3 separate regions of the Homo sapiens genome follow, and all the other regions are linked to region 1. The links are chromatin loops, found by intact Hi-C in ENCODE. Cell type or tissue: heart right ventricle. All regions are shown on one strand. Each heading gives the region's core, and the rest is flanking DNA. Links, peaks and the distances in the headings are about the cores only.

Region 1 (10,560 bases), core at 1,884-6,883:
TCTGGGCTGTACCATTCAGCCTCCCTGTGTGCAGGGGCTGGCAGGCCGTGCCCATGCTCACCTCCCTCCTTTCCCCCTGCTGCTGCTGGGCAAACTTCCAGCAGGACCACAAAAATCAGAAGTCTGAAAATGGCCAATCACAAGTAATGGTAAGGAGGCTCGAGTCACACCTGACATTCATTCACCTGTTGATGCTGAAACCCAGGACAGGTTTTTCCACGTGCCTGGAGCATCCCAGCCAAACGGAGGTGGCTAGGTCCTCTCCTTCCTTCCTCCGACCTCAGTGGGAGCTGCATGCTTCTAATGGCCAACGACGTGGAGAGGCGCAGAGCAGCTTGGAGCAGCGTGGGTCACAGCGGTTAAGTGTTGTCATAATTCTCTCCCCTGGAGCAATGAACTCCATCTCCCTCCAGTCTGTGTGGGAGGAATGTAATCCAGTTCTCCTTGGAACTCAGAGCACATAGTGACTCCTTTTTCCTTTTGTGGTCAGGAAATGAGTTTTGCTCTGTTTTTCACTTGGGGGCTTATTATGCAATTGCCTAAAATATGCAACGGGATGCAGATATTTATATGAGGATGTTGAAATGATGGCTTTTTAATGGAAGTAATCTAATTATGCCATATCTGTACCCTTTTCATTTTTAAAAAATTGTTCTTATGGTGTTTTAAGGAAGAAAAAATATGTGTGTGAGTGTGCATGTGTATGTGTGTGTCTGGGTTGTGTTTTTGTTTTTGTTTGGGGTATGTGGTTTTATTTAATCTCCCAGATTGTTTAAATGGATTGCAAAGGAAAAAAAGATCCAAAAAGTATATGGCTGTGATTTAACAAGATAATTAGCAGCTGCACTTTATAACAAAATCTAAGGCAATTATCACTTCAGGAGGACCCGGAGGAATCCCAGCTGCCAACATCCTGCTTCGCTGCCAGAGGGAATGACATCATAACTGCTCCAGACAAAGGGGAGGTGGTTTCTGGTCACTGTGATGTCACTTGCTCCAGCAGACAGTCCCAGACAGCTGGGAGACAGGTGGCCGCTTCCTAGGACATAAGAGAAGAGGATGAGCACCAAAAGGACATCAGTGCATTACAGGCACAAATCCTGCTTCCCCCAGGCCACTTCCATTGGGCCACCAAGACAGATATGTTTCCTCAGGCTTTTTGCCCCAAGCCCTCATATTACCTTCTTTTGAGAAGTTAATTGTTCTTCTCCTCTTCTCTGGAACCTCAGTTCTAAATCTTTATCCCAACTAATCAACTTCAGTGGCTTTTAGGGTCTTGCTCATGGTCAGGTTTACCACTTAGCTAAAATGTGTCCCTTCAAAGATGAGAATTGCTAAATTGCATTGGACAGCAAGTCAAAGCAAGCTTAAAAACAAGATTTGTATTTTCACCTCAAAGTTGCTTTCTTTCACCCTGTGGCCAATTATTTATCAATCTAGGCTCCCGGGTGCTTTTTTGATCAAAAACAGAGCACTCTAGCACAAAATTGTCTAATTCTAAATAGCAAACTGGAATTTGTCGTTGATTGAATTTTATGTGTAAAATTGAGCTAGGATTATAAGTTCTAGAAAATGTTTAAGTGTATCCTGGGATAGCCCACAACTGAATGCACCGTCGGTCTTTTGATGGTTCCAAAGGATGGATAAAACAGATCTGATTTCCTTGTAAATTGTACAAGTTACAGACCAGCAGGCTGACTCTCGCCACAGGCAGCCAAATGTGCCTCCCACCCACACTCGTTCGTGAAACTATAAAGTGGCAGCCAAGGTCTTGTACATCTCATTGCCAGATGACATTCTCGGTGCCCGGGTGGGAATCTGTCCTCTGTCCTCCAACAGATAAACCATGAAAAAATGTGTGCCTATTCATGGGCACTGTCTTCCACCATCCCCCAGCACCTTCTCCTTCCCTCCTAAAGCCATCCCCCTTTGGCCCAAGTTACAAACTAGGGGAGAATAAAAGGGTCAGGACATCTCTCATTCCTTCTCCCAGCCTCAGCTAGGAGGCTTCTGGGTTACATCAGAAATAAAATGAGACTTTAACAGAAACAAGGAAGGCTTCAACTCTTAGATCTCACTCAAATACTGAGGCTAACACCGGAGGTAACAAGGACAGGCATGCCCAGAGTTCAGCCTCCCTCTGGAACCGGGCAGAGTTCTGCAGCCGGGGACTAAGTGTACAGCCCACACAGCAGATCCTTTGGCCCAATGCCATTCTTAGCCTTCTAGAAAACTTCCTGCTTCCTTTATGGAAAACAGGTGTCCATGTCTTCATGCATTAGGCTAGATGCCAGGCAGGAGCCTGGTGTAAGGGGCTCCTGTTATCTATTGCTGCTTAACAAAGTACCCCAACCTTAAAGGTATAAATAACCAGTTTAGCACGTTCCTAGATTCCCTAGGTCAGGAATGCAGACAGAGTCCAGCAGGGGTGGCTTGTCAGTGGTCCCCAATGTCTGGGGCTTTGGCCGGGAAGACTTGGAAGGCGGAAGTGGCTCAATGGCCAGGGGCTGGAATCGTCTGGAGGTTTTCGTGATACAGTTTGGATATTAGTCCCTGTCCAAATCTCATGTTGAATTGTAATCCCCTATGTTGGAGGTGGGGCCTTGTGGGAGGTGTTTGGGTCATGGGGGCAGATCCCTCATGCCTTGGTGCTGTCCTCTTGATAGTGAATGAGTTCTTGCGAGATCTGGTTGTTTAAATACGTGTGGCACCTCTCCCCCAACATCTCTTGCTCCTATTCTGCCATGTGAGACGTCTGCTTCTGCTTTGCCTTCCACCATGAGTGAAAGCTTCCTGAGGCCTCACTAGAAGCCAAGCAAATGCTGGTGCTATGCTTCCTGTACAGCCTACAGAACTGTGAGCCAATCAAACCTCTTTTTATACAAATTACCCAGTCTCGGGTATTTCTTTATAGCAATGCAAGAATGGCCTAACACACTTCATATGTCTGGTGCTTGAGCTGAAATAATTCAAAGCCTGGAACAGTTGGCCAGTGCATCTACAGGTGGCCTCTTCATGTGGATTGGGCTTCCTCCCAGCATGGTAGCCACGAGTCAGACATCTTACATGGCAGCTTGGAGCTCCAAGCATGAATGTTACAGCAAACAAAGCAGAAATTGCATGGCCTTTTATGACCTAGTCTCAGAAGCCACACAGCATCACTCTTTCAGTAGTATTTTGGTTGAAGCAGTTACAACCCACCCCCACCCCCCACCCCGGATTCAAGGGGAAGGACCAGAGAACCTGCCTCTGGATGAGAAAAGTGTCAGAGAATTTCCTGCCATGTTTCAAAACCGTCAAGGGGCTGACTTCTGTACAGTACCCACTTTCACTGTCAGCCAGCCTTGAACACAATATTCTTTTATCAGTAGCAGTGACATTAGGGCAACACTGGGGATGGGGAGGAGAATGGGGAAGTGAAGGGCCATGAGCAAAACTTTGGTTTGTCTTTTTTCAGCATCTGATTCTACTCTCATTTCTTCGAGTCCATCATAGTCCCTCTTTTCCTACCCTCAAAGCCTGAGTGCAGGTGAGGTTAGCCCTTTACGCCACCCCAGGGCTTCTATCCTGAGAAGCAAAGTGCTAGAATAGAAAGCGATAGATAGATTGTCTCTGAGATTATGGCCTGGGTTCTTGGCACAGCAGGATTCTAGGGTGTTTGTTTTTCATTCCTGTCCCAAGAATGCACCTGATAACCTCCCTGGGCCTCTAAAAAAGCACCCATCATTTGTACAGGTCCTTCCAGGTGCTGAGATAGGAAAAAAGAGGGATCCCCAGTCAGGGCTGGAAGGGAAGCTACCTCCCCTCCTCTTGGGGAATTCAACCCTGTCCTTTTTATGATTGAGGGAACCAAAGCTTAGAGGGGCTGTGACTTGCCCAGGGTCACCAGTGTGTCAGCGGCTGAGTTGGAACTGTGCAGAATTCACCCTTCACCCTGGGGCATTTGCACCCTGGGGCACTTTCCACAGTCGACTGACTGCGGGGAGAAGTGGGAGGAGGTTACACTCAGGGCAAAGCCACTAAAGGCCAGCATTCGACCAGCTCAGCCAGCCTCCCTGGGCCTCTTGGCAGCTCTGGGCCTGCAGGGAGGGTCCTACCCACCCCAGCCAACCCTCAGAGGCCCCCCAGGCTGCCAAGGCCACGTCACCGCAGCCTGCGGTCTGCCCAGCTAATGGCAGCTGCTGCGAGGGGAGTGGAGCCGCAGTAATTACAGCATCAAGGAATCACAAATGGATCTGCAAAGATGACATTAGGAGCATTAGACCTGGCACGGCTGCCTCCGGAGAGGTCGCTGGGAGGAGGCTGGGGCTGGGGCCTGGGGATGGGAGACAGACGTGCCTCTGTCTCACCCCACCCCCTTCGTTCCCAACCGGGGCTGCGATGACAATGCCAGGATTCACAAGCCCCTCGCAGAAACCACATCGGCCGCCAGTCTCGTGTGTGTCAGCGAAGATAACAGATGTCTTTCACAGGGAAGTAATTGCTTGAAACACAACTGGACAACCCCCCAGGAGGTTGCATTACAGGAAGGAACCTTGCTTTTGGGGCCGAAGGTGGGGGGGTGGTGACCTGGTAGGCAGTCCCCTCCCCAATTCCCTTGATCCTTTGACATCCTAATGAGTTGTGCTGGCCTTGCCTCTTGCAGTCCGCAGCTCTGTGGAAGGTAATTATTATGTCAAGCCTGGTTGAGGGCGTTGGTGGTGGGGCGGGGCTTCCTGGGTGGAATTTGTGGCTGGAGGAATTCCCCAGAGGCTGGAAGGGGTTAGCAGAGGAAGAATTGGGGGAAGGGCCAGGCCTTGATCAGTTACCATCCTCCAAAGCCTGAGAAATGGGTCTGAAGCGGCAAGGCTGCCTTTGGCCAAAGCTAGCACCAGTAGGTGTCACTGTAGGAAAGGAGGGGCCCCCGGGGCTGTCTGCGGATGGGGCTGGTAAAAATAGAGCTCGCCTGTGTTCCCACTGCCAAGTCGCCAAGCCTGGTGATTTATAAGGCTGGGAGCAGACGTGTGTGTAAATGTTTTTGCGTGCGAGATGTGTAACCAACCGCGGGCTGGCTTTTTCAAACTTACGAGGAGAGAGTGAGGGAGGGAGAGAAGGGGAGCGAGAGAAGGCAGCCAGGGTGGGAAGCACATGGGCCACTTTTATGTAACACTCCTCTGATACACGCCGCAGTGGGGATTTATGCTCTCTTTGAAGTAAATTGCATCCCGGTGCACCATAGCATGAAAGTTAAGATTTACCATGGCTGGGACCTCCGAGACCCTGCTGGAAGCTAGAATAATTAGCACAGCATTTGGCTGCCTCTCCTCCTGCTCTGCGGGCGGTGACAGGAGTGGCACTAATAGATCTTCCAGGCCTGAGCCTCGTGTGTTTGTCATGGGGTCCATGGTGGCTGTGGGCAAGGAGGACCGTGATCAACTGGAGAAATGGAGGTGGGGGGAGGGACTGGGACTGACCTTATTGCAGGGGACAGTGGGACCTGCCCCACCAGGGAGGAGCTGGGTGACAAACCAGCTTGGCCCCACAGGGTTCAGGTGCCCCTCTGTCAGGGGTTGGGCCAGAGTGCGTGCTTCGGTAACCCAGGGAACTCATTTATAAAACAGATTCCAGTGCCAGACTCCCAGCTTGCTGCAGGTGGGAGTCCTGGGGCACTCCGCCAGTTTGGAGGTCCCCTGGATTATATCAACTCTCATATTTAATGTTTTTCAAAAGGCAGTGCCTAGGACTCCCATCCCTCCTGACTTTTCTCCCTCTTCTCCCCTCCTCTTCCTGCAGGCACCTTCCCTGTGTCATTTCTCAGAGGCCGTGCATTTTCATGCTGGAAAAGCTGAGACTTGAACTTGATCAACAAACCCCAGAGTCCCACAGGGAAAGTCCTAACAGCCGCCTGGTCACTCCAGTTCTGCCAAGAAACAGCTGCGTGGTCTTGGACAAGTCCCAGCCCTTCTCCAGGCTTCAGCTTCCACACTGTATCATGATGGGGTTGGATTTTTACAAGATCATCTTGAAGGCCTTCATTAACAGTCCGTGATATACTTGACTCTCCCCCTCCCCTGGACACCCTCATGGAGCTCTAAGGAATCAAAGCATAGAAGTAATGTCCCTCTGGGGTTCCAGGTGCTGCGGTAGTACACCAGTGTTGGGAAGAAGAGCTAGCAGCACCGCTCACTATGAAGATTCTAAGTGCCTACTCAGCAAGGGCTTTCCTGAGGTTGTAATAAGCTCCTGGATCAGTTAACTCTTCCGCAAGGCAGAGCAGCTTTCCAGACCCCACTTCATCATCACAATAAGTAAATGACAGCCTGGGCAACAAAGTGAGACCCCACCTCTACGAAATTAAAAAAAAAAATTAATTAGGCAGGCATGGTGGCATGTGCCTATAGTCCCACTTATTTGGGAAGCTGAAGTGAGAGGCTTGAGCCCAGGTTTTCAAGTCTGCAATGAGCTATGATCGTGCCACTGCACTCCAGCCTAGGCAACAGGGCAAGATCTTATCTCAAAAAAAGAAAGAAGGAAAGAAGGAAAGAAAAGAAAGAAAGAAAGAAGGAAAAGAAAGAAAGAAAGAAAGAAAGAAAGAAAGAAAGAAAGAAAGAAAGAAAGAGAGAAAGAGAGAAAGAGAAAGGGAAAGGAAAAGAAAACAAAAGACTCTCACAACATTCTTTTAAGGTTGCGAATAAAATTGTCCCCATCACACATCTGAGGAAACTGAGGCTTTGGCCCAAGTGAGTCAAAGGAGTGTGATGAAAATATAGATTTTGAAATCAAAATAAGTGCAAATCTCATCTCTGTGGCATGAGCTGAGTGAAATAGGATAAAGGGGAAATTCTCAAGGCCTCGGTTTTGCCATCTGAAAAATGGGCATTGAGTTGAGGGCTAAATGAGATAGTTCATGCAAAAAGGACTCACAAGGCTGTCTCCTTGTAGATGGGGTTAACGAACAGAAGTTCCCAGGCCACTGGCTGCAGGGTGCGTTTGTCTCCCAGGTCTTGCATGGTTCTTGGCAGGGATCAGGCCCAGTAAATATTTGCTGAACTGGATTACACCAATGCCACAACAGAGGCCTCACTGTCAAACCATGCTGGGGAAGTAGCAGATAAAGCTGTGAGGGCCACGGAAGGTTCTCAAAGGGATCAGGGCCAATAGCATAGAAAGAGGAAAAACTGAGTTTAAAAAGCTCATACTGCAGTCTGAAGCCCCATGGAGGCTGGGACCAGACTCAGAAGGGGACAAATGTTCTTGGGTAGATTCTGAAGGACAGATCCCCAAAATGTTCTGAGCAACCTTTCAGATCAGTTTCCCAAGCCTGGCAAATTGGGAAAAATCTGATCAATGAAGTGGAAGCAGCAGCCACAAATGCCACATGAGAGTTCTGAATGAACTGTCTTCCTGTTCCTCTCCCTTGCCCCCACCACACCCTCTACACCCTGAATTCCCATCTGCCATGTAGACATGGGTGTGGGAAGGAGAGATAAAGTGGAGGTTCCCTTTGGTGTAAATCCTGGACCCAGAAAGATAGGGGGATCTCAGAGTTACCTTAATAAATCATCAATCTCTGTCCCTGTTTCAGGTTCTCCAGCCTCAGGTGTCTTCCTGAGCTGAAAGCCAACGTGCATCCCAAACCCTAGAGATGTCCATAAAATCTGCTTTCTGCCCTTTGGAGAGGTCAGGCGTCAGTGAGGAGAACCTCCTCCATGTATGGGGCCTGAGGTTCCTCTGCATAATTACCTTTTGCACCAGGAGGCACCTCCCTTCCTTGAGATCACACCTGGGACACGAGACACAGACTTACAAAGCAGACAGGCCAGCAGAACATCCCAAGGCTCCTGGTCTCTCCTCAAAGATCAGGGATGGATGAGTGGATGGGAGGATGGATGGATGGATGGATGGATGGATGAGTGGATGAGTGGATGGGAGGATGGATGGATGGATGGATGGATGGATGGATGAGTGGATGGGAGGATGGATGGATGGATGGATGGATGGTTGGATGGATGGCTGGATGGATGGGTGAACAAGTGGATGGATGGATGAATGGACAGATGGACTGAGTCCCTCACCCTCTGCTGGATTCTTGCTCCTGTGCCTTATACCTTTTACAGTCAGGGGGTTTTCCCAAGTGTCTCACCTATTTTTCCTAACATTAGCTTTTAAAACATTCCCTTTTTTCTGCCCCTCAAAAGGTGACAAACAGCCAGATAACCTCTGGCTATCTGGAGAAATTGGCATGTTTAGTTAATTGCCGTTTCACATATATGACATCATGGAAAGAGGGAGAGCTTGGACACAGACAGACCCAGGTTTGAAAACCAGACCTAACACCACTAAGCTGTGTGACCTTGTGCAACCTACAAAACCTCTCTGAACCTGTTTTATCATCTGTAAAATGAAAGTCATAATCATGACCTCTCAGGAGTGTTGCAGGAAAGGAAATCATTCTCAAGAAGTGCCTGGCACATGGTAGCTATTTTCTTTTTAAAGGAGGGAGCTAGAGGTGGTAGAAAATAGCCTGGGCTTTGTCGTCTAAGTAAGTCTGGATTGGAACCTGCTTAACCACTCACTGTGTGGCCTTGAGCCAAGGTAGTGAATTCTGAACCTCAATCTCTTCATCTCTCAAAAGGGCTATTAATATGTACCTTTCAGGATTGCCATGAGGAGTAGATCTATTTTACATAAAGCTGCCAGTACATAGTAGGTGCTTAACAAATGGTATCCATGATCATCTCTTAAGAAAGGAGATGGGGAAACTGAGGTACAGAATGACCTGCTCAGATAATGAAAGAGTGATGGAGTCTTGGCTGCCTTCCATGTGGACCATGAGCCATGCCGAGGCACCACACAGAGCAACATTAACCATGCGTAGTCCCCACCCAGCAGCCTTCAAGCTTCTAGGTGATTGAAATTCAACTTGACCTCTGACTAGCTGCAGCACACAGGATGGGAGAGGGCCTGAAAGCTAATTTTGTTCTGTTTCCTGGACTCCCAGTCCAGTGCTCCCCTCAAACCTTCACAAGGTGGCATAGCCAGGTGATTGAATACTGCAAAGCCACACCACCATGCCCTCCAATCTTGATGCTACCACTTGGGGCTATGTGACCACTGGTCCTGGCTTGGCCTCTCTGTGTCTCAGTAATGGGAATGATAAACAGTGCCTATCTCAAAGGTTTGTTGTGCCTGTGAGATGGTGCCGGGCACATACAAAGTCCCCAATCAATGTTAGCTACGATTATTATTAGCTCTTTGCCACATAGAGCTTTGATCTCTCAAAGACCCATTAATCGCTCAGCCCCTTCTTCAAGGGATTAAAAAAAAAAACAGCAAATGAAATTCTACATGAAATCATCGCTGTAATGTTTCTGCTGCCAGGACAAATCATTAGGGTGGAGGTGGGAGGGGGGGACATGGCAGTGATACCACTGGCCAGAAAGAAGAAGGGACATTAATATAGCAGCTTCCTATCTAATGGCTGGGGAAGAGGGAGGGGGAGGGGGGGATTGCTGAAGGGAGAGGTTGCCGGCTGACTCTGCTGTCGGGGAAGAAGGGTCTGTCAATCAGGGCCCCCCAGGAGGTGAAGGGGTCCCTGTGCCCAGCGAGGAGAGGCACAGAGCCCAAGTGAGCTCTGGGAGAAGGTAGCCCCATGGACCCCTGTGAGGCCTGGGTCCTGGCCCAGCAGCCCTCCCTGAAGGAACCCCCAAATGTGGGCAGTGTCCAGCCAGTCTCCGGCTCAGATGCATTTAAGAGCAGGAGGCTTCTCAGGCTTAAGGAACCTGAACCTGCCTCTATTCTCCACAGCACAGTGGCCCGAAGCACTTCGCTATCCACGAGGCTGGCCCCAAGAGACAGCAGACCAGGGTTCGAGCTACCTCTCTGCCTCCCCCAACCTCCCCCGCCCTTTTCTGGCATGAATTTCCTCCACTGAAAAGCGAGGGGTTTGGCTGAGGTTGTGGTTTTGAAAGCTGTGTTGAGGGGACCCAAGGATGGGCCGGGGCCTGGTAGCGGCCAAGATTGGGTGTGGGTCTCCACCCTGCCCCTCCCAGAGCCAGCTCACAGCCCACCTTCAGCCCATTTGACAACTATGGCTACAGATGAACATGATTTTGATTAGCAAAAGGGGTTCTGCTACTTCAAAATCAAGAATGTAGAAAGCCCCTGAGTAGAGGGTCTCTAGCCACTCCTCCCCTGCCAATGTTGCCTGTCTTAGGAAGCACCAAGGACAGGCGGGGAAGCTGGCTTGGCCCTGGCTCTGGATCAAGAATAGAGCGCTGTGTCCAGAGGCCTTGCTGAATCTCCTTCCTGAGCAGCCGCCTGGCCCACGCGTCACAGTTTATCCTCCGGCAAGGGCTGGCTGGACACAATGCCTTGGCCCCGGGCCCACCTTCAGGAGCCAAACCCAACAGTCTCCTCAGCTTCCTGGCTTGTGCCAGCACACTGTTTGGCAAGAGAGGAGGTGACCAGCAGGCAGAAGGAGCTCCGGCACACCAGAAGGGTGTCTCGCTGGTCCCCAAGGGGCAGCTGGGAGTTGCTTTCTGAGCTCAGGCCTGGAGCATCTCAATGGGCAACATGTCC
Region 2 (10,560 bases), core at 2,200-7,199, 55 kb before region 1:
GGGGAGCGTTAAATCCCTGAAACTTTGAGATTGACCATTGCCTCTGCTGAGCAGCTCCCACAGTGCCAGAGAAAGCCCTCATACAGAGCATCAGGGAGGCTTGGGCAGCCCAGGTGGGAAGCTGTCAGTGTGCAGGAGGGGCAGAGCTGCAGGTGAACTCAGAGATAGGCCACAGGCATGTGGGGTGGAGTGCCAATGGCATCTGTAGAAAAGCCTCAAGCTCTGCCAGCTCCTCCTCACCCTTATCCCTCTCATTCCCTCTCTCCCACCTAACTCCTGGGCATCTGCTATCACTGCTCCTGCCTTCTCATTCTTAGCCACTGCTGAAGCTCAGTCCCTCATTCTCTCTCTCCTAGAAACAATAACTTTCTGTTATGGACTGAATTTTGTCCACTCTGCCCCCTAAAAGTCATATGCTGAAGCCCTGAGCCCCAGTGTGACTAGTTTGGAGATGGTGCCTTTAAGGAGGCAATTAGCGTTAACGGAGATCATAAGGGTGGGGCCCAAATTCAATAGGATTGGTGTCCTTATAAGAACAGGAAGAGATGCTAAAGCTCACTCTCTCTCTTCCCACAGGCACACAGCCATGTGAAGACACAGCAAGAAGGCAGCTGTCTACAAGCCAGGGAGAGAGGCCTCACCCTAAACCACCCCTGCCAGCATTTTCATCTTGGACTTCAAGCCTCCAGAACTGTGAGAGAATAAATATTTGTTCTTTAAACCACCTGTGGTATTTTGTTATGGCAGCTGACCAATACATTTATCTACTGATCACCCCACCTCTGATTTTACTCCCTCCCACTGTGATCAGAGTGATCTTTCTGAAAGGCAAACCCACCCTGTCTCTCCCTAGAGCAAACATTTTTGAGAGCTCCTCAGCACCTCCAAGATCAAACAGAGATCCTTGGCTGGGTGCCGTGGTTTATGCCTGTAATCCTAGCACTTTGGGAGGCTGAAGCTGGGGGACTGCTTGAGGCCAGGAGTTCAAGACCAACCTGGCCAACATAGCAAAACCCTGTCTCTAATTTAAAAAACAAACAACAGAGATCCTTGACATTGGCCCCAATGTCCTCCATGCCCTGTGCACTTATCCAACCTTGCTCTTAACATTTTCTGGCTTGCTCTCAGTATTCTGGCCACCTCAATCAAACACGCCATCTCTTTATTTATTTTAGCTTCCCAACTATGCCATCTCTCTGCCACTGCAATACTATTCCTGCCTCCTCAAATGCCTTTCTCCCCGCTGTCCCCTGACAAATCCCTGCTCCTCCATCAATGATTCCTGCCTCACCCTTGACTGCTGCAGCCAGAGTCAATTCCACCTCCCTGTTTGTCATGACCCCAACCTGGCTTCTAACTTCTTCTGTAGCACAGGCTTATATCAGGCTTGTCCTCTACCTGTCTGCCTGCTCCTCTATGTATCCCAAGCATCAAGACCAGAGTCTGGGCCAAACACAGTGGCTCATGCCTGTAATCTCAGCACTTTGGGAGGCCCAGGTGGGAGGATCACTTGAGTCCAGGAATTTGAGGCTGCAGTGAGCCATGATCACAGCACCACACTCTAGCCTGGGTGACACAGCAAGATCTTGTCAAAAAAAAAAAAAAGTGTCTGACACATAGTAGATGCTCACATATTTACTAAATCAATAAGAGAAAGAAGGAATAAAGAATTATTATTTCATACGTCACTGAGTATTACGATAGAAAGAAACATTAAAGATAATATGGTTCAAGTTCCGTATTTTACAGAAAAGAAAAATGTAGTGACTATCAACGCTCCACTCTTCCATTCTTCTGCTTTCCCGTTCTGGTGAAGATCAGCCTGAGTTCCCACTGCCAGGACTCATCTCTGCCTGGTGGCTTTCTCTGGCCCCTGGCACCTGCCCTGCCTATACTTGCAGCAGGCCAGAAATGCTAGGAATTAATGTCTGCTGCTGCTCCAGGAGCAGCCCGCAACCAGTGACTGACAGGTGTTGGTGTATGAATACCCCAGCTCCCTCACCCCTTCATCAAAATGTCACTGTGGCATGTTCTGCACTGTCTTCCAAAGATCCCCAGCAGGACCGACCTCCAGTTTCCCACAGTAGAAACTAATTTGATAATTCCTCCTTTATTAATTTCCTTATCTTCCCTGCCATCCTGGGATTACTTCCCAAATAAATTGCTTGCATTTGAATTCTTGTTTCCAGGTGTCTTCTAGAGAAACCCAAGCTAAGACAGAGACTAAAGGACAAGGAATATGACCAAGGTCACACTGCTGTTCAATGCCAAAGCTGGGTCTATGTGCTGACTCCTGACTCCTTCTGCCAACAGCTCATTCTACTGCCCAGCACAGAGAACTTTCATGGTAATCCCAGGCCCAGGTTTGCATGAGAGCCTTTCCCTGTGGATTCAAAGAAAGAGGCCCCCTCACCCTTAGTGAGGGGCTGGGCCAAGCCTGCAATGTGAGTGCCAGGACTAGGGCCCCTTTCTTTTCCTTCACCACTGTGCTTCATCCAATTACTGGGTCCTTGCATTAGCACTGCCCATCCCTGGGGCATTACTTCTAAACCATTTCTCACCACCTCCCTTTGGAGCCCCAAACGTTCACCTCCCAATACAGACAATTCCAGCTGAAAGAGACTTTCTTTTGTGTGTTAGTTGGACTGGGCTACTATAACAAAATACAATACACTGGGTGGCTTATGAACAACAGAAATGTATTTCTCACCATTCTGGAGGCTGAGAAGTCTGAGATCAAGGCACAGGCATATTTGGTATCTGATGAAGACCCGCTCCCTGGTTCATAGACGGTGGCTTCTTGCTGTGTCCTCACATCAAGGAAGAGGACCCGGGACCTCCCTGAGGTTTCTAAGGGCACTGATCCATTCATGAGAGCTCCACCCTCAAGATCTACTGATCTTGAGTCCTCACCTCCTAATCCCATTCACCTTGGGGGTTGGGTTTCAACATATGAATTTTAGGGGGACACAAACATTCAGACCATAGCATTTGGAGAACCCCAAAATGTTCCAGCTTCACACCCAGCCCAGCCCTCGTCCCCACCCCTTTCCATTCAGGCTGAAGTGTATGGGAACACCGCACTGATTTCAATGAAGATGACAAATTCCAAGCCAAATACAATGAGTCTTATATTTGAAAGCTCATTTCAAGCCCCTAGAGCTCTGGGGAACTGGCAGTAAAAATCTTTCATTCATACAGCATACACATACAACACAAAAAATACATAAACACAATGCCCATAGGCAACACACACACAACATACAACACACACAGTGCAAATCTGGAATGCACACAACACCTAAATCCCACCAACACAACACACATACAATACAGGTAGTGCACATGACACATACAATGCATACAAATGTGACATATACAACATATAAACATAACATGCGCAACACACAGGGCACATGCAACCCACAAAACAAACACAACACACTTATACCACCCACTTGTCCACATACACACACACCACTTCTTTTCTTCCTGTCCCTTGCCCACCTGGGCAGGAGGCAACGTCTGAAGCAAGCATGGCACCAGCTATGATCTCGTCAACACATGCAGACTGCAAAAGGGTCAGGCTGAAGACAAGGTTATTCCAGTTCATTTCTACTCAGCATTTTAACTGACTTTCTCCTTTCTTTCTCATGCCTTGGTATTAATTAGCCCCAGGATTTAAGTCTGATGCATTAGGCAAAAACAATTCTAAATGCTTTTAGAGAAACAAATCCCAAATTAGCTGTGGCTGAACATGCATCTATCTGAAAGGCAGGCAGCGTGAACACTGACAGTGTAACAAACAGAAGAGAAGCCCCCTGAGAGGGAAGGCCAAAATCAGTGGTGTTTGTTGGCTGCCTGGTTCACAGCCTGGCCCTGGCACGAGCTGTGGGGCAGAAGCTCTTAGTCCACAGGAAGATGGGAAGGACCAAACAAGTTTTACATCCAGATTCCACATGAGAGAGTGACCGCAGTTCTCTCTCCTTTCCACATTACTCTCCCTGGCTTTCTCTTGTCTTTGGAATAACACTGCCTAGAAGCCTAGAGAGACCAATTCTAAGGCTGCTAGAGGCAAAATCCATCTCCAATTTCTCCCCGCTCCAAGCGGTAATCTCCCTCCAGCTGCCTGTCCTCCTCTGCAGTCCACAGGGTGGAGGGCTGGGCTAGACCACTGCAGGGGCTGTGGAACATAGCTCAAGGGCCTAACACCTCACATCATGTTCTGTCTTTTCCCCTCAGTAAGACTTCCTTAAATGCAGGGATGTGGCACCTTGGTGGTTAGGGACACCAGACTTGCAAATGTTTTCTGTGTTCAGTTGCCTAACTGGTTGTATCAGCTGGAGTTTGACCAGGGAAGCAGAACCACTCTAAGTGCTCTAAAGAGTCAGGAGTTATCATAGACATCAACCCTGCCCCAGTGAGGGAGCTGCTTCAGCAGTCTAGGGAAGGCTGCTGCTTCTGTGCTTGGTGATGGCTCTCAAGGCAGCGTGGGCAGCACTCAGGAAGAGAAGATGGGTGTGAAATGGAGGGGACCAAGGACAAACTGAGCCTTCGAGGACAAACTGGGACTTGCATCTATCTCTCAATACCTCCAACCTCAAAGGCATGGGTAACCTGCAGGCTAGGCCAGTGCCATCCACCATGTAGCCACACACACGCCAGCCCCAGAACTCCGAGAAGCCGAAGGAGGAGCTCTGGCAGGCACTGGAGGGGCTGTGGGCCCTGCTGCCACCCACACCAGCAAGGTGAGTCCACAGATCAGTGACAACACGTGTGAGCTGTGACAGCGCCTGCCAGCCTTCCTCCCAACTGTGAGAGTATAGGAATGGCTGCTGCTTCACTTCCACCCACACATCGCACATAAATTTCACTTCTGGCCAACCCCAAACAGAAAGAAAAAGGAAAGGAATTCTGGGAAACATAATTCAGTCCAGTTAGGTTCACACAGTACAAAGCCATCAACTGAATAATTCCTTCCCCATCTATTCAATGCCCCACCTCCAGTAACTCACATTTGCTCCAGATACTAAATAAGCTGGATTACTCGTGTATGGGTCAACTGTTGCTATGTAACAATCTCAAAATCATAGCAGCATCCAACAATGAGCATTTATTTCTTATTCACAAGACTGTGGGTCAGCTGGGAGGCTTGGTTCCACAAGTCTCTCATCCTCCTCCTGGGACCAGTGCAAGCTGGGGTGATGGCAGAGACCCAAGAGGACAGGCAGAAACTCATGAAGCCTCTTGAGGCCTAGGCCCCGAGCCAGAACATCATCCCTTCTGCTCCTTTCCATTGGCCAAGCAAGTCACATGGCCAAGGCCAAAGTCAAGTGATAGGAACATACAACTCCCCCTGTGATGAAACCATGGCCAGGAAGTGAATGCAGAGAGGGGTAAGCAATCAAAGCCAATGACTCAGCCCACCCCAAGGGAAACATTCCCTCCATCTAGATATATCTCTCCTGCCATCCCATCACCAACCCAAGGAGAGGGAGGGCATGCTTTTTACTACCTTTCTTCAACTTTGACTGCTCAGTTGATGAGTCTCAAGCTACATCTGTCTCATTCTTTTATCCCTGTCCTTCTACCTTTCTCTCATCCAAATCTTGTCTGGCTGGCGATCACAGGGGGAAAAAATCTCTTTTTCTTTTTCTTCATTTCATTTTTGAGCCAAAAACCATGTGATGCCACATGAAATTCTGCAACAGATACAACTGAACCAAGGAAAAGAAAGGCTGTTTTGAAGTTAAATTAGATAAAATAAAGAGTCAATGTCATCAATCTCTAACAACCCTTGAAATTGTCTAGAAGTACCATCCATAATCACTGCAAAGTTTCCATGTGCCTCCTCGGACCTAGCTAATTAATATCTGTTTCTCTTCAAGCCCCAGTATTGAGCTATAAGAAAATTTCTCCATTTAAAGTTACAGTTGGTGGTGTTTGTATTTAAGGACAATGATTACTTTCTACTAGCTTCTCTCTTAGGGTGCTCTAGAGGAGTGGCTGAGTTCAGCCACAGAATGCACTTGGCACAGTGCCCAGCACACAGCCAGATCTCACCACTGTTAGCCACTGTTAGTGTAGCCAGAGTCTTCATTACAAGAGCATAGTGCTATGGATAGCTACTGCTGCATAAGAAACTACCCCAAAATAGAGTGGTTAAAAAAAATTGCCATTGTATTAAGTTCACAGATGTCACGGGTCAGGAATTCAGACAGGGCACAGCACGGGTGGCCAGACTCTGCTCCATGTTGTCTGGGACCTCAGCTGAGAAGACTCCAATGGTGAGGAGTGATTTGAATGACTGTGGACCCACAGGGACTCACAGGGCACACCTCTCTCCTCTCTCCTCTCTGCTCCCCACCACCTTGTGGTCCCAGGGCTTCTCTGCATGGCCTCTTCAGCATGGTGGCCTCAGGTTTGCCAGGCATTTTACATGGTGGCTCAGGCCTCCAAGAATGAGTTTTCCACAAACATGGCGGAAGCCACATGGCCTTTTGTGACTCAGCCTCTGAAGTCACATTATATCACTTCTGCCATTTTCTCGTGACTGAAGTAGCCACAAGCCCACTGGACTCAAAGGGAAGGGATACAGACCCCAATTCTCAATGGGAGAAGCATGAAAGAATGTTCAGCCATGTTTTAAAGCCACCACTCTGCAATTTCTGGTACATTGACAGTTAAATAGGCTTTTGTGGGTTAACCAGGAACCTCAGAACTTTTCTTAGCAGTTTTTCTACGGGAACTGTGTTTTTAGGTCCCAATAAGAGACTTACAAGTTCACTTTGGAACAGAATTTATTTATAAGGTGGGACTTCCTGAATTCTCATTTCCCCCTCCAAAATGTCTAATACTGTGAACACTGCTACCAATAGTACTTCTTAATGCGCCATGCTGATTGAACACTTCCTAGGTGCTAGGCTCTATGCTACGTGGATTGTGTCATTGGATCCTCCCAACCACCCGATGGATGCTATGGTTATTTCCATTTTACAGATGGGGGAAGTGAGACTTAGAGAAGGCAACTGATAAGCCAAACGACATGCAGATGGAACTATGACCCAAATTTAGAAACCAAGTCTGTCTGATCCCCAAGCCCATGCTTAACTAACCACAGTGCATTGACCCAATAAATACCATTTGAGTAAACAAAAACCTCTGGAGATCCGTAAAGGCCAGAGGGCTCTCTCCAGGGGAGGAGGCCTAACAGGGGAACTGTCAGAGACGTAGCCATCAGTCCCCACTATGGGTGACTTGTTCTTGTGCCAGCAGGTCAAGGGGCACCAAAAGGACAGCCCTCTTTGCTGGGTGGATCTGGGTCACACAGTCCCTTCATGTGGTCAGAGCTAATTTGTGTCTTCTAGTCTTCCCTGCCTTGTCCCTAGCTCCCAGCCTTCTCTGCCACCACAAGTTCCATCTTTCCTAAACCAGAGCAAACTGAGCCACACTCAGCTTTTTGTCCCTAGGCATGGATGGGGAATGAAAGGCGTTTTTTGTCCCCTGCTGTACAATGCCATTTGTTCGGACGCAGCTCTGGGGCTGTGCAGGGGATGGGGGTTGGGGGGAGTGAGGCGAACACAACCCCCTTTCTCCAGAGCTGGGTAACAGACAGCCACTGCGCACCCAGCGGGAGGGCAGGCTTAGGCTGGAACGGCCATCGCCTGTGGGCTACTCAAGAGGAAAAGAGGTTGCTGCTCTGGTGAGCGTCCTGAGCTTCACAGTCAAGTGTCTGTGTCACCAGCACTGGCCATCCTCTCCCAACTCCCTGTTTCCCCAGCACCCCTCCTCCACACCGTCCTGCAGTTTAGGATGAGAAAACCCTCTTGTTTGAGGTCTTTGCAACAACCGATGAAAGCCTTTTTTTTTTTTCTTTTAAAGAATTCATCTCTGCATTCCAGTGGGGACATTTATCACCCGGTGCCCAGGCTGCAGACATCTCCCTCCTTAAGATCCTCCTGCCCAGAAAGGCAGCCTTGTCAAAGACATGAAACCATCCCCTCTGGACATCTGGACAAGGCGCAGCCCTTTGGCCAAGCACGAGGCCGTCCCGAATGCCTCAGACAGTCAAAGGAGAGCCCTTGTTCCTGATCCAAATGGCCCGGCTACATGGATGCAGCTGGGTAGAGTGGGGGCGGCGGGGGTGAAGAAAGGAGCCAGCCCCCTTGGCTAGCAGCCTCAGGCACCTCCACAGGGCAATCTGAAAGGCCAGCCTGCATTCGGAAGAAGCTTCTGAAGCCGCCTTAGTAACTTAGTAACTCCGCCAATAGTTAAGAAAGCTCAATTGGTAACCGGTAGTAGATAACTACTGCAATTGTCTGCCTAGCACCCCATCTTCTAGTGAAAGAATCTTTCTTCCTTCTGGGCAACCAATTTCATTAAATGATCTGAGCCTTCCACGACCCCCCCACCCGCCCCATACACTGGACTCCAGGACTCAGCCCTGGTTGGCCAATCAGCGTATTCCAATACCCGGGCACAGTCATTGGGCACTTAACACTAGGTCAGCCAATCAGAGCCCTCCTTGGGATTTTTCTCCCAGAGATAAGAACTGTTTCCACCAGGGTAGGATGAGGCCTGCAGCTGCCAGCAGCTATCTTTTCCACCATGTGGCTTGAGGCTGGCTGGGAAATGAAGTGACAGAGCCCTAAAATTAGTGTTTGAGCACCTAAATCCAGCTATGTCTGAAGCTATTTGTTGGACATTTCAGGTCTCTCCACCAATAAATTCTACTTTTTGCTGTAGCTGGTTTGAGTTGGGTTTCTGTCACTTGCACCCCAAAGAGACTGACTCATAGTTCCTCCTTGAACAAATATAAAGTCCTCATATTGGCATTTGAGGCTGTCTGTGATGTAGCCACAGCACAGACAACCCAGGCCCCATGGGGCAGCTAGGCCAGCCTTGTCCCTGCTCCAGAAGTATCAATTCCAGCCCAACCCTCCAAAAACATGGATGCCCCTGACAAAGTGACCCTGGGAGCAACTGTAACTTCAGGATTTCTGATCATCTGTGGCCTGAAGAAGCCCCAAGAGGAACTTTGCCCTGTGGTCTGGGCAAGGCTCTACCCTTGGTAGCAGGCCAGTAGCCAAGTCTGGGCACACAGCTCCCACCAAATCACGTCAAGCATGCTCACAGCAGCACGCTCTGGTGCCCCCGGTTGAAGGTGACAAAACAGGGATAGTCTCAGACTGCCCAGGGCCCAGCTGCTCCCAGCGGCATCTCTGGGGCAACCCTCTTCAGGGCCGGTTACCAATCCTCCAATGTGAAAGAGCTGCAGCTGATTTCTGGCTGTGCGAGAAGGTGAGAGCACACAGGATCAGCAATTTGGGCAGGGTGCCTTGGGCAGGCCAGGAGAGGAGCCCAGGGAGAGCTGGGCCTCCTGCTTATCTAGGCAGCTTGGGCCTGAGTGTTGCATTTTTACTCCACTAACAAGGGGCTGGAATTTGCTTCCCCAACTACAAGGTAAGAGACTCCAGTTACATTGATATCTCTCTCTCGACACCAACGCACTCCCAGTGCCTTGCACAGAGTAAGCATTATGGCAAAGCTGCTGAAATTGAAAGCAAGCTTTAGGCTCAGAATTGATGTTCAGGCACACTGGTAAAATTGAACCAAGTGTTAAGACATTGAAATACTGAGGCCAGGCGCGGTGGCCCACACCTGTAATCCCAGCACTTTGGGAGGCTGAGGCAGGCAGATCACCTGAGGTTGGGAGTTCAAGACCAGCCTGACCAACATGGAGAAACCCTGTCTCTACTGAAAATACAAAATTAGCCGGGCATGGTGGCATATGCCTGTAATCCCAGCTACTTGGGAGGCTGAGGCAGGAGAATCTCTTGAACCCGGGAGGCAGAGGTTGCAGTGAGCCTAGATCAAACCATTGCACTCCAGCCTGGGCAACAAGAGCGAAACCGCCTCTCAAAAAAAAAAAAAAAAAAAAAGATGTTGAAATACTTAGGCGAAGGTTAGTAAATAACCACCGACCCAAATTCCCTAAGGGTTTCTCCTGCCACCTAGACTGCCAACTTTCCTATAATCTGCCAGCTGAAGGGTTAACTCTGGAGCCCTAGCCCAGTCCCAATAGAGCACCAAGGGACCTTTTTGATAGGTGGGTGGCCAGGCCTTACTGGTGGTTAAATATTCTCTCATCATTAGTTAAGCAGAAAGCCGGTGGCTTGGGGGCGAGTGAACCAAAGGCCAAACCCTGAGGCGTGGGGCACTGAGTCCTCACCAAGGACACAGTTGGCCACCAAGCTTCACTGGCATTTCTCATTGAGCTTCCCTCCCCAATTCCTAACCTCTCTGCCAGCTCTGTGGTCTAGCACGTACTGTGTGTGTGTGTGTGTGTGTGTGTGTGTGTGTGTGTGTGTGTGTGTGTTGCGTATGCAGTGTGTGTGCACCTGTGTGTGTGTGAACAACCAGGCACAAAATCAACCTGAATGGATCCATTCCACCAGCCTTCTTCCCCCTCCATGCTCTGCCCCAAGTCATTTTCTACCCCACACTCGCTATTTCTCATGCTCTTCCCCGATGACCACACGCCAGATGAGAACATCACTG
Region 3 (10,560 bases), core at 2,238-7,237, 91 kb after region 1:
GGGGTTGCCCATACTTCCTGGAGCTTAAGCTGAAAGCGAAAGGATGAGTAGGAGTCAGATAGTTGTAGGAGTCAGATAGTTTTAGGAGTCAGAGGGTTTTAGGCTTGAGGGTACAGCCCCAGCAAAAGCCTCGCAAAGCCCGGAGAACTGGAAGAAATTGCTGCTGGAAGGCAGAGTTTGAGGTGGTGGAGCCGGGAGGGATGGACTAGAGGAGCCCCCCAAGCAGGCCTTTCATCCTGAGGACACCGGGCGACAACGCGCTCAGAGCTCTGAATCAGAGCTTCCCTGAATCACAGGCAGAGCTCCCAGCTCTCTGAAGGCTTGGCATGCTGCTGTTTGCATCCTTCCATCTGTTAGCGATGTTTCAGGCTGGGCAGGCATTGTCCTCATAGAGTTTCTCCCCCATTGTCTCTGCCTCTGCTCACCCCAAAGCTGGCAGAACCACAGCGCCCAGTGGCCTCTGGCTGCAGAGGGCATGAGGACTTCAGGCTGGTTTCCCAGAAACAGGAGGGTTTGTAGATAACCCTGATACCCTATGACCAAAGGCACCGTTCCCAAAACCCCTGCCCATGGAGCTATAGCCTAGTGCTGCCAAGTAAAGTTTGGTTCTGGAAAAAACAATTAGCCTACAGGGGTAGCACTAGCTGTTTCTGAAGTTCTACAGCCCAGGCCACCACTGGGTGCTGGCCTCAGTCCCATGAACCTTCAGCCCTGCCAATGAGAAGAATTCACAGATTTATTGTCTTCTAGAAAGGTTGGGGGACACATTCCTCCATGCCACTCTCTGCTAGTTGAGGGCCTGTCCTTTTTCCCCAGGGAATAGTATCTCCCTGGCCAGAGAGCGAGCGGACCAGGCTTTGCTTTCCAGCCTCACATAACCACCCTCCCGATGCCAAATATGACACATTCTTCAAGCTAATGACCTCTGCCCCCACCTTAAAAATAACAGCCCTCCACTTCATCCATCTTTGGGCTGATGACTGCTTTTTCTCGAGCAGGCACGGACTCTAGCAGTTCCTTTGTTTTCCAGTGATGCTTTTTATCCTCCATCTGATTTCATGTCATCTGTGTCTGTGACTGAGCAGGGCTCCCCCGTCTCCTGGCTCGCCCCGCCCATGCACCTTTGGACGTGAGTCTGGAGAGCCTCTGATTCCATGTACAGATTTGCAGGGCTGGCATTTGCCTCTCACATTGGTGCTCAGAGTGGCCGTGTGAAAAGAGGGCGGTCTGGCCGTGGGACTGACTTCCCAGAGCAACAGGGCAAGCTGGTGAGTAAGAACCAGCCTTTTTGCTGGCAAGGGACCTGGGCAGAGATGGGCCCTAATATACCCAGGAGCAACTTGAAGAATAAATACAAGTCATGAGCAGCATTACTGCCAGAGTGTGACAGCTGGCCACCTAGCCCTAGATGGGTACAGGGGAGTGTGTAGAGCCTGGAACCTTCTGGAATGGGGTAAAGGAGTAGCTGAGGGCTCCTAGCTCCACCCTTGGCTCTTTACATGCTCCTGAACACACAAGGGTCCCGCCTAAAATACCGGAGGGCATGGGAGTCTACGTGTTAGTCCCTGTGGCAATTTGAGTCCTCCAGGTAGAGGACACCAAGAGAGAGTAAGTGTGAGAGATGTATTGGGGGAGATTTTTAAGAAGGATAAAGGGGGGGGGGGGACTTCAGACCGGGAGGCAGCTCTGACCCCTGCAGAAGGAGAGGGGAAGGAAGGAGGGGTGGGTAGGGAGAGCCTCAGCCGGCAGCGCAGCTCTGAGAAAGCCTCAGCCAGGCCGATGGGGAGCCCCAGAGCACAGACTGCCCATCAGAAACTTCCTGTGTCAGGCAGTAATGACCCAGCTCTAGTCCCCCTGCTATGCTCTGTCATCGGGCGGGAACAGCCTGGGGAGGGTGGCCTCAGCAAGAATGCTGCAGCAGATCCCGAAGGTGCCACAGCCAGAGGCTAGCAAACCATGACACTTCTTCCAGAAACTTTTCCGCTGAAGGGAGGTCTGGGCAGTGCCCTTGCATGGCTGCCACTGTCCTTTTGTGTGGGGGTAAGGGGGTATCAGTGAGGGGAACTCTGAACCCTGGTCTCATGACCTCAGTCAAGCTTTTCTCTGTTGTAGCTTCTTAGTGTGTGGATGAGGGGAATGAACTATACCACATCAGTCCCCATCTCTATGGGGATGCTTGACACCCTGGATTCTGGTTATTTCAGTCTTTGAGCTCCTAGAAGGTAGACATGGAATCAAAAAAGATACCGAAGGGCCTCCACCACCAGAGACAGACACATTGCAGTTGGAAAGGGTCCAGAGTCCTTTTCCACTTGCAAGTACAGAAGGGATGTGGGCCTGGCCCAAGACCACTGAGCTATCCAGTCATTGATTCCATTATTCCACAAAGATGTGGTAGCCACCTACTCCGTGCAGATGGCTACTGTGTGCCCAAGGGGGCCATGGGTCTCCTGAGGACCAGACGGGCTTCAGCAGGAAGACCTTGCTGCCCATCTCTCCCACCCAGCCTTGGTGATTCTCAAAACCGAGGGGCAATATTCCAGATCAACCCCACTTGGTCCTGAGGAAGAGAGAAATGGTCAGGGGCGGAGGGTGGGGGAGGTCTCAGGACAAATAATATAATCCCAGTGACTCCCCCGACACTTCCCCTGCACTATCACCTCACAAATACGTGCATTCACACGTGCACACACGCACAACCACACAGCCATCTTTGGCATCATTAATAATTTATCTTTGAAGAAGCCTGTACAGTTTACAAATATTAAAGCATTATCTCACTATTTTAATCACAACGACTGCTTTGGGGTATTCTCGTTCTTTCTGATAATGAAGCTAGGCTCCGAGATCAAACTTCAACAAGGTCAAAGGGATGGCAGGTGGTTCTTAACCTTTGGGACTGTCTCAGATCCCTTTAAGAACTCTCCCCTCGGAAAAATGCATCTACCCAGAATTTTGCCCACTCTTTCAGGGGTTTGCAGTCCCTACTTCAAGCCCTTGCAGGGCTCCGCCTCCCCACCCCAGTCCCGGTGCGGCTGAGTTGGACCCGGCGGCCGCAGGATAAAATCCAGAGAGGAGTCCGTGTGACGGCGCAGCAGGATTAAGAAATCTCCCAGACCAGGATGGGCACAGAAATGGTTAAGGGGGTGGAGGGTTTTGTTTTTCACCTCTGAGGACTCTGTTATGGGTCATTAAGAACACAAGACCGAACGAGCATTCCATTTGCTGGGCCTGCCTCTAGCGCACAGCTCTGCTTCCCGACAAGATAAGTTCTGTGCAGGAAGGAAATCCTGGGCCCAGGGAGGCAGATGGGAAATCACCCCAGATAAGGCGGCTGCTCCGAGTGCTGGAGTCACACAGGGCCTTTCTGCTGCAAGAATGGCACTGCCGAGAGTCTGCGTTTCTTGCCAGCTGAGGAGGAGGAGGCTCTTCGGAGGCGTCTCCTAACACATTGCTGTTCTAGGCAGCTCTGCAAGGGGAACCCCCCAACGGGGGTGCAGCACCGTGCCTCCAAGTGAAGGAGAGGCCCTCGGGTTCCCGGAGTCTGGAGAGGTGGCCTCCAGCGGTGCCCCGGCCGCCTCCGGCTAGGCCCGCACACAGTTTACCCCCACCCAGGCCTCCTGGCACCCCCGCCCCGCATCCACCACCCAGGTGGTACCTGTGCCCGCGCAGGTGAGGAAAAAGGCCTGTGGAAAACATCATTACTGATAAATAACAGTTCCTTTCAGGTTTAATGACACGTTGCATCCATCCTAAATCTCTCAAAAAAAAAAAAAAAGAAGAAGAAAAGAAAAAAAAGAAAGAAAAAGAAAAAAGCCCTCTCGAGGGACTGCGCCTCGCGCCTGTAAATAGGAACGACAGGCCGGGGCGCGCGCCGAGGCGGGCGCACGGCTTGGAGCGGGCGTATAAATTAACCGGGGGCCGCAGAGTGAATACATTGCACGCGGTATTTATTATGCGGCCGGACCTCCGAGGGGTTCTCCGGCTCCCGGACGTGGCAAATCTTGTCCGGAGCGCCGCTGGCCGCGCTGCCAAGGGCTAGGACGAGAGGACCCGTGGCGGGGGGCGGGGGGCTTCTCCTCCAGTCCTCGGGAGCCCCGGGGCAGCCCGCTTACAGCGGCGGCAGCGGGGAGGGTTTAGGCGAGGAGAGACGCGGCCCCGGGCGCCGCTCGGGCTAGGGGCCGGGCGGGGAGGGCGGGGCGGTGGGAGCGGGCGGCGCGCCCGGCCCCTTAGCATTCCGCCGGCGCGCCCGCCATCGCCGCGTGCGCCCCCGCGCCCCGCTGTAATTACCCCGATTACCAAATGAATCTCGCGCTTTTGTGCTCGCCGGGCGGTGGGTGCGGGGAGGCAGTTCTAATAGTTGTCATTAGGGCCGGGGGAGGCGGGGCGCCGGGGGCTGAGGGTGGGAGCGCGGGGGTGGGGGAGGCCCGCCATTCCCTCGCTGGCTCGCTTGTTCGCTGGCGGTCCCAGGCGGCGCGCAGGCCGCTGCTGGCTGCTGAGTAATGATTTTTTTTCTAATTGGAGGCGAACAGCGGCCCTAATGGATGGAGCCGCTCTCGGCGCGTTCGCTGCGCCCGCCCTTCGATCAATACGGCTCGCTGAGACCGCCGGGCCGCGCTCCCCGGCCCTTTGTGGTCAGAGATGCCTCGGGGGCCCCAATCCCCGCCACCACCACCGGCCCCCCATGCTGCCTCAGCCTCGCCCGGGGAGTTCCCAGCCCCGCCACTCCGAGACACCACCCCTCCTCCGGCCTACCCCCACCCCGGACACTCCAACCCCAGGCTCCTTCCCGCACCCCCGCGCCCGAGTTCCCCTCTCGGAACACTCTTACTCCAGCTCCCCCAACACTGCCCCCGCGTGTCCCCGCCGTCCCGAGCCCTCCATCCCTTCTTGTCCTCACACTATGCCCAGTAGCCTGGTCCCCGTGGCCTCTCAGACAGGGTGGGTTAGCAGGGAGGTGTACGGGAGGGCAGACCCGGGATTGCCACCCTCACCCCTTTTCCGTGACCGCGTTTCTGCCAAGCGCCCCAGGCCGGGAGGAGAGCCGGGCACAGGCGACAGCCTCCGAGAGTTTACGCCGGCTGGTCCGGGAAGGGTTCGCTGAGTCCAATTAAATCCCCACGTTCTTTCCTTCTTGAGCCCACTCCATCTCGGACTGGCTCCAACTGGGACCCTCCGGCTTTCTGAAGGTACAGAAACTTGCGAGCACAGACACACTCCCTGGGGGCACCAGTTTCCAAGAAGCCCTCTGGAATGTTTAGCTCAGAAACCGGACAGCATGCACAAGTCCTCCTAGGTCAGGGGTCAAATGTGCCCTCTGTTTTGCAGGCCCTTCGTGCACTGCTTCTAACTAGCTGGTGACCTTGGGCAACGACTCAGTGCCTGAGGGACTCTTTTTCTTACACCTTACAGAAGTTTATCCAGCTCTACAAGCTAGGCGGCTGGGATACAACATTAAAAGGAATGGTCAAACCTTCCCACTCCTTCCTGCAGTTTAGAGACTTTCCTCCTTCCACCCTGCGGAGAGCGGCTCCTGGGAGGCCCAAGCTGCTCCACCTACCCTCCTTCCTTCATCTGCTTACTTTCTGTTGCTGGCTGTGATTCCTGCATAACATTTAGCATCACCTAACATAATAAACACTTGCTTGGTTTTTTTGTTTGTTTTTTGAGACGGAGTTTTGCTCTTGTCGCTCAGGCTGCAGTGCAATGGCGCGATTTCAGCTCACTGCAACCTCCTTCTCCCAGATTCAAGCAATTCTCCTGCCTTGGCTGGGATTACAGGAGCGCCCCCCCACCGCCCCACCACCACCACGCCAGGCTAATTTTTGTATTTGTAGTAGAGATAGGGTTTCTCCATGTTGTCCAGGCTGGTCTCAAACTCCTGACCTCAGGTGATCCACCCACCTTGGCCTCCCAAAGTGCTGAGATTACAGGCGTGAGCCACCGCACCCAGCCAACACTTGCTTGTTTGTTTATTGTGATTCTTCCCCCACTACTATGTCATCTCCACAAGGACTGGGATTTTTATCCATTTTGTATCCTCAGCACCTAAAACAGAGCTTGGAACATAATAGGTATTCAGTAAATATTAGCTGCATGAACAAATTGAAACAATTTGAACCTGGTGAAACCTCTTCCTCTCCTGTCCTGAGAAAGGATAAGACTTTGGCTTTTCACTTCTTGGACTCTGTGGCATATTGTGTTTTCCAAATAATGGCCACAGCAATGTTTCTGGTCCCACATGCTATTCCAGCACCGTGCCTCTACCCCCTTCAAGAGAAGTCTCTTTCCCCTCCACTTGAACCTGGGTGGGTCTTTGTGACTGTCTCCACGAATAGAATGTAGCCACATACATCCTAGTCTAAGTCATAAATGATTACATGGCTTCCTTCTCTCTTTTTCTCTTGGGACTGTCACCCTTGCAACCCATCCACCATGTTGTAAGGGAGCCCAGACCACATGAAGAGGTCAAGTGTAGGTGTTCCAGCCAATAGCCCTAGCTAATGTCCTAGCCACCACCTAGCACCAGCCACCAGATAGGTGAAAGAGCAAGCCTTCAAATGATTCCAATCCCGGCCTTTGAGCCACCCCACTTGATGCCAAGTTGCATCACCATTCAAGCTACCCAGCTGACACTGAGTGAAGCACAAATTATCCCTGCTGAGTACAGCCAAGTAGCAGATTCATGAACAAACTAAATGTTGATATAAGTCACTAAGTTTTGGGGTAGTTTGCTACCCAATAGATAGCTGAATCCCCCATTCCACTGACTTCTCTCCAGTCCTCTATTACCTAGGCACACCACAAACCTCCTTGTCACAGTACACAGAGTGAACTCTCTTCTGAGGCCCTAAGCTCTGTGCTCCATCCCTGCAGCCACCTGTTTGAGGATCCTCAGCTCCCCTGTCCCAGTAGCACAGCCTGGATAAACATCAGCCCACTATAAATCCAACAGGCCCTCCTGCCCTCCTCTAGGCTTGCTCCCAGGAGGCCCAGCCCAGCAGGAGGAAATCACTCAGCCTTGCTAAGCAGTAGCACCACCACCAGCCCTGTGAATCCTGCATCTTCCTGCTCAGCTCTCGACACACAGTTACTTCCCTCATTCTCCACTCAGCTGACTTCAGCCCCACACTCCACTTCACAGAGACCATGACCTCCCCCACCCCAGCATGTTGCCATCACACGTCTGTCCACAGCATCCTGTCTGCCTACCCTCTGGTTCCAGGTGTCTTTCCACCCATCTAAAGGCCAATCCCACTCTTGGGCTCTGGATGCTAGCTGCTCCAACTCTAGGGCAGCGCTGCACAACAGTTGCAGTGATGGAACTGTTCCATCTCTGTGCTGTCCAATAGAATAGCCACTAGCCACCTGTGACTACTGAGCACTTAAAATGTGGTCAGTACCACCAAGGGGATAAATTATTTTATCTTAGTTCATTTAGGTAGCTGAACGCTGCTAGTGGCTACTGTATTGTATAGTGCAACTCCAGAGATTAGTCCTGCCCTCTCCCAGGTCCTCGGCTTCACCCTCCCCATCAGCCATTTACAAGTCCTTCTCTCTCATCTCCTGCTACCTCCCACTCCACCCCCACCCACCCCCACTGCATTTTTCTCTGGTCCTTCACAGCCAAACTTCTTCATGGATTTGTCGCCACTGCCTCTTCTCCCATACCCGCACCTTGTCCACACCCTAGGTCTTTCCGAATGTCGTTTTCTTCCCCACCTTCCCAGCCCCTCCCCACGAAATGAACTCCCCACGTAATGAAATCACCTTAGAAGCTTCAAGGTAAAAAGTTACTTTTTCCAGGAAGCCCTACCGGACACCCCCATCCCAGAAGAGATTGGTTGTCTTTGCCATGTGTCCCTGTGGTGCCCTAAACAATCTCTGGGACTGTACATGTCAGTTTCTTGCCATTGCCTATTTAATTACCAGGCTTCCCTGCAGACTGGTTGTCCCGTGAGGGTAGAAGCCAAGCTCCCATGCCCATCATCACATCCCTGTGCTTGTGCCAGGCACATGATGGGTGGTCAGTAAATATTTGTTGAAGAAATGCCCTAAGGGGGAAACTGTAGCTAAACAAGTAAGTGACAGATGCTTCAGTGGAGGACCCAGTGGGTGGGTGGGAGCACACAGGGGAGTTCGAGGTTGGTAAAGGCCTCACAAAGAAGGTGACATCTGCAGGGGATCTGAAAAGACAAAATGAGTTTGCCAGGTGAGCAAGTCAGGAGATTATTCCGGGGAGAAAGATATCATGAGCAAAAACCCAGACATGCAGTGGCAATGAGCAGGAAGAAATGCAGACTGGGCGGAAGGGGTGAGAGAAGGAGGGCTGCGAGGAACCAGGCTGGGGGCAGAGTGAGGCCCAGAGGAAAGGGGCTTGCCTTGGGGGCCGTGCATTTTATCTTCAACCTGTTGAAGTTGAACCTGTTCAGCTTTGAGGCTTTTTGTTTACCCATTTGCATGAGAAGGGAACTCTGCAAGGAAGCTTGGAAGGGACCACGGTCATCTTGGAGATCCATTGCTCAGATCTCTCTTGCACACAGAACTTTCTACAAGTGCAATTAGTTGACAACCTCCAGCCGTGGGTGCCTTCAGGCTCTGCCTTTTAGGGCAAGGCCATGCACTTCCAGTGACTGAGTATGGCCAATCCAGGCTAGATCACTTCTCTAGGTGATCTTTACGCTAGAACTTCCCCATGGACCTGGCTGAGACTCTCTGAGCTGCACTGAGGGGTGAGGCTTTCCCTACCAGCCCCTCCTTCCTTCCCCTCTCCCTTCATAGGAGTCAGACCTGCTTCCTGGCCTGAAGGCCCTCCCCACCTCCTCCTGCTCCCTCCTCACTTCATCTTCCATAAGCATTTCCCCCAGTAAACCTCTTGCATGTCTAATTCCATCTTAGCATTTGCTTCCTGGAGGACCCAACTGACACAGTACAGAATTACTGACACACACACTTTCCCTTTACTGAGTCCCCTGTTAAATACTTGCCATACATTGTCTCACTAACCCTCCCAGCAGTCCCATAAGGTAGGCACCATTATTATCTTCACTTGACAGATGAGAACAGGGGCTCAGAGAGGACAAATTACTTGCACAAGGTCATACCATCAGGGCTTGATGGAATTCAAAATCAGGCCTAGGCATGCCTGACTCCAAAACTCAGCTGCTCAACTCCTGCACTGTGACCCTTTAGGGACTGGTTGGAACAAAGTTGTCCTGGAGACAGTGGCCAAGCAAATGAGGTGGACTGGAGCACGTCATCTCAAGAGTCCTCCAGGCCTTACTTTTTCCATCTCTGTGGCTTTGGGACATGTAGGCACACACAGGTGCCAGGATTTACCTGTGCCGAGGAACCTGCCTGCCACACTGTGACCAGGCAAGCATTGGATTGAGGGTAAACAGATTAGGATTCCAAAATGGGGGCTTTGGTCAGCACCTGAGTGATCTTAGGCAAATGACGTGGATTCACCAGGAAACTTCATTTCCACAGCTATGGTGATCATCTGATTCCCGTGATGATCTGGTGCCCCTGATGTTTGATGCTCTTCTTTGCCACAGCCTGACTTCCTGTCCAAGATGCCCAAGGCAAAAAGTAGACTTTTTCTCTGCTTGCAAAGTGATTTGTGGTCTCAGCTCAAAAGCCTGAAAACTAATGTTTGCAGCCAGGGGGTTGGAATACCTGAGGACTGCTTAGGTAAACAGTCCTACCAGACTGCCTCTGGAGAAGGTTTTTGGTGGTGAGCAGAGGGGCCCACTCGAGGTCTGCTTGACCTGTGCCTGTACCTGCACCTGTTCACGACGAAGGTGCAGTCTCAGCCCCCTTGGGGAGAGGATGCGGTCATTGGCAGTGCCCCCTCAGCTGCGCGCTGTGGGATCTAACCAGTGATAATGCTGGTAAATGTTTAACTGGCTCTCTGGGGGAAAGTCCTAATTTCTAGTTTTTGCCAATTTCCATAGAGCAAACCCTCCTACTCTAGCCAATTCCAAGCTTCAGACTTGTCATCACTGAACACAGAGGTAGGAAGAGCTGTGCACAGTTGGCTGGGCTCTTGTGCGCTGGAGCCGGCCCCAAAACACCCCTCACTGGGTCTAACCCTGTGGCTGACTGAGGAATGGCTCCTCATGCATGGCCAGAGACTCCTGAGTACACAGGGCCAGGCCAGGGAGCAGAGGAATCAAAAGGATGGGGCAGGGGTTAGGGGCTTCGACTGGCTGGGTTGGGGGCCTGGGAAGAACATGTCACGCCAGATGCCACATCACAGCTCAGCGTGTTGCTGCACAGTCTGGCCCAGCGTGTGTTCATGCATTTGCTCTGTCTCTTTCTAGAGACATTCTAGAACTCAGTGCTTACATCTGGCAGATGCTCACTACATTTCTAATTGAGAAGTGTGTGCGTGCTTAGATCCAGGCCTTTCCCCCAGAGACAATAGAGACAGAGATACCCAGAGAGACTGACTGTAAAGACTGGGCCACAGCCTCGGCAGCTCTGAGCTGTGGCAGGGATTGCAGCGTGGGAGCTGGAGGAGTAGAATCGCTCGGGGAAGAAAGACAAGGTTCCTAT

Evidence for each region. Peaks named below come from ENCODE experiments on the same cell type or tissue, not always from the same donor. Only the 100,000 strongest peaks of a DNase experiment are listed, where the experiment ranks them.
Region 2: it touches region 1 in a loop (3-fold over the local background); 5 of 110 quality-filtered maps call a loop at or near these places.
Region 3: a loop joins it to region 1, with 5 times the contacts of the local background. A loop is called at or near these places in 32 of 110 quality-filtered maps.

The regions. Positions count from the first base shown.
Region 1 is chrX:39,726,033-39,736,592 of GRCh38, forward strand. No RefSeq gene overlaps it. Among named protein-coding and RNA genes, the nearest start is that of MIR3937, 70 kb to the left of the region's middle. RefSeq lists an enhancer at 4,723-5,017. In heart right ventricle, for the core only: a CTCF peak has its summit at 4,878 (motif pointing right); DNase peaks (open chromatin) are centred at 2,169, 4,909 and 5,919; H3K27ac peaks cover 841 bases.
Region 2 is chrX:39,670,594-39,681,153 of GRCh38, forward strand. No RefSeq gene overlaps it. Among named protein-coding and RNA genes, the nearest start is that of MIR3937, 15 kb to the left of the region's middle. In heart right ventricle, for the core only: no CTCF peak of the experiment used is centred there; a DNase peak (open chromatin) is centred at 5,238; H3K27ac peaks cover 567 bases.
Region 3 is chrX:39,817,065-39,827,624 of GRCh38, forward strand. No RefSeq gene overlaps it. Among named protein-coding and RNA genes, the nearest start is that of MIR1587, 15 kb to the right of the region's middle. RefSeq lists enhancers at 1-532, 533-1,450, 10,547-10,560. In heart right ventricle, for the core only: no CTCF peak of the experiment used is centred there; a DNase peak (open chromatin) is centred at 4,356; H3K4me3 peaks cover 1,323 bases.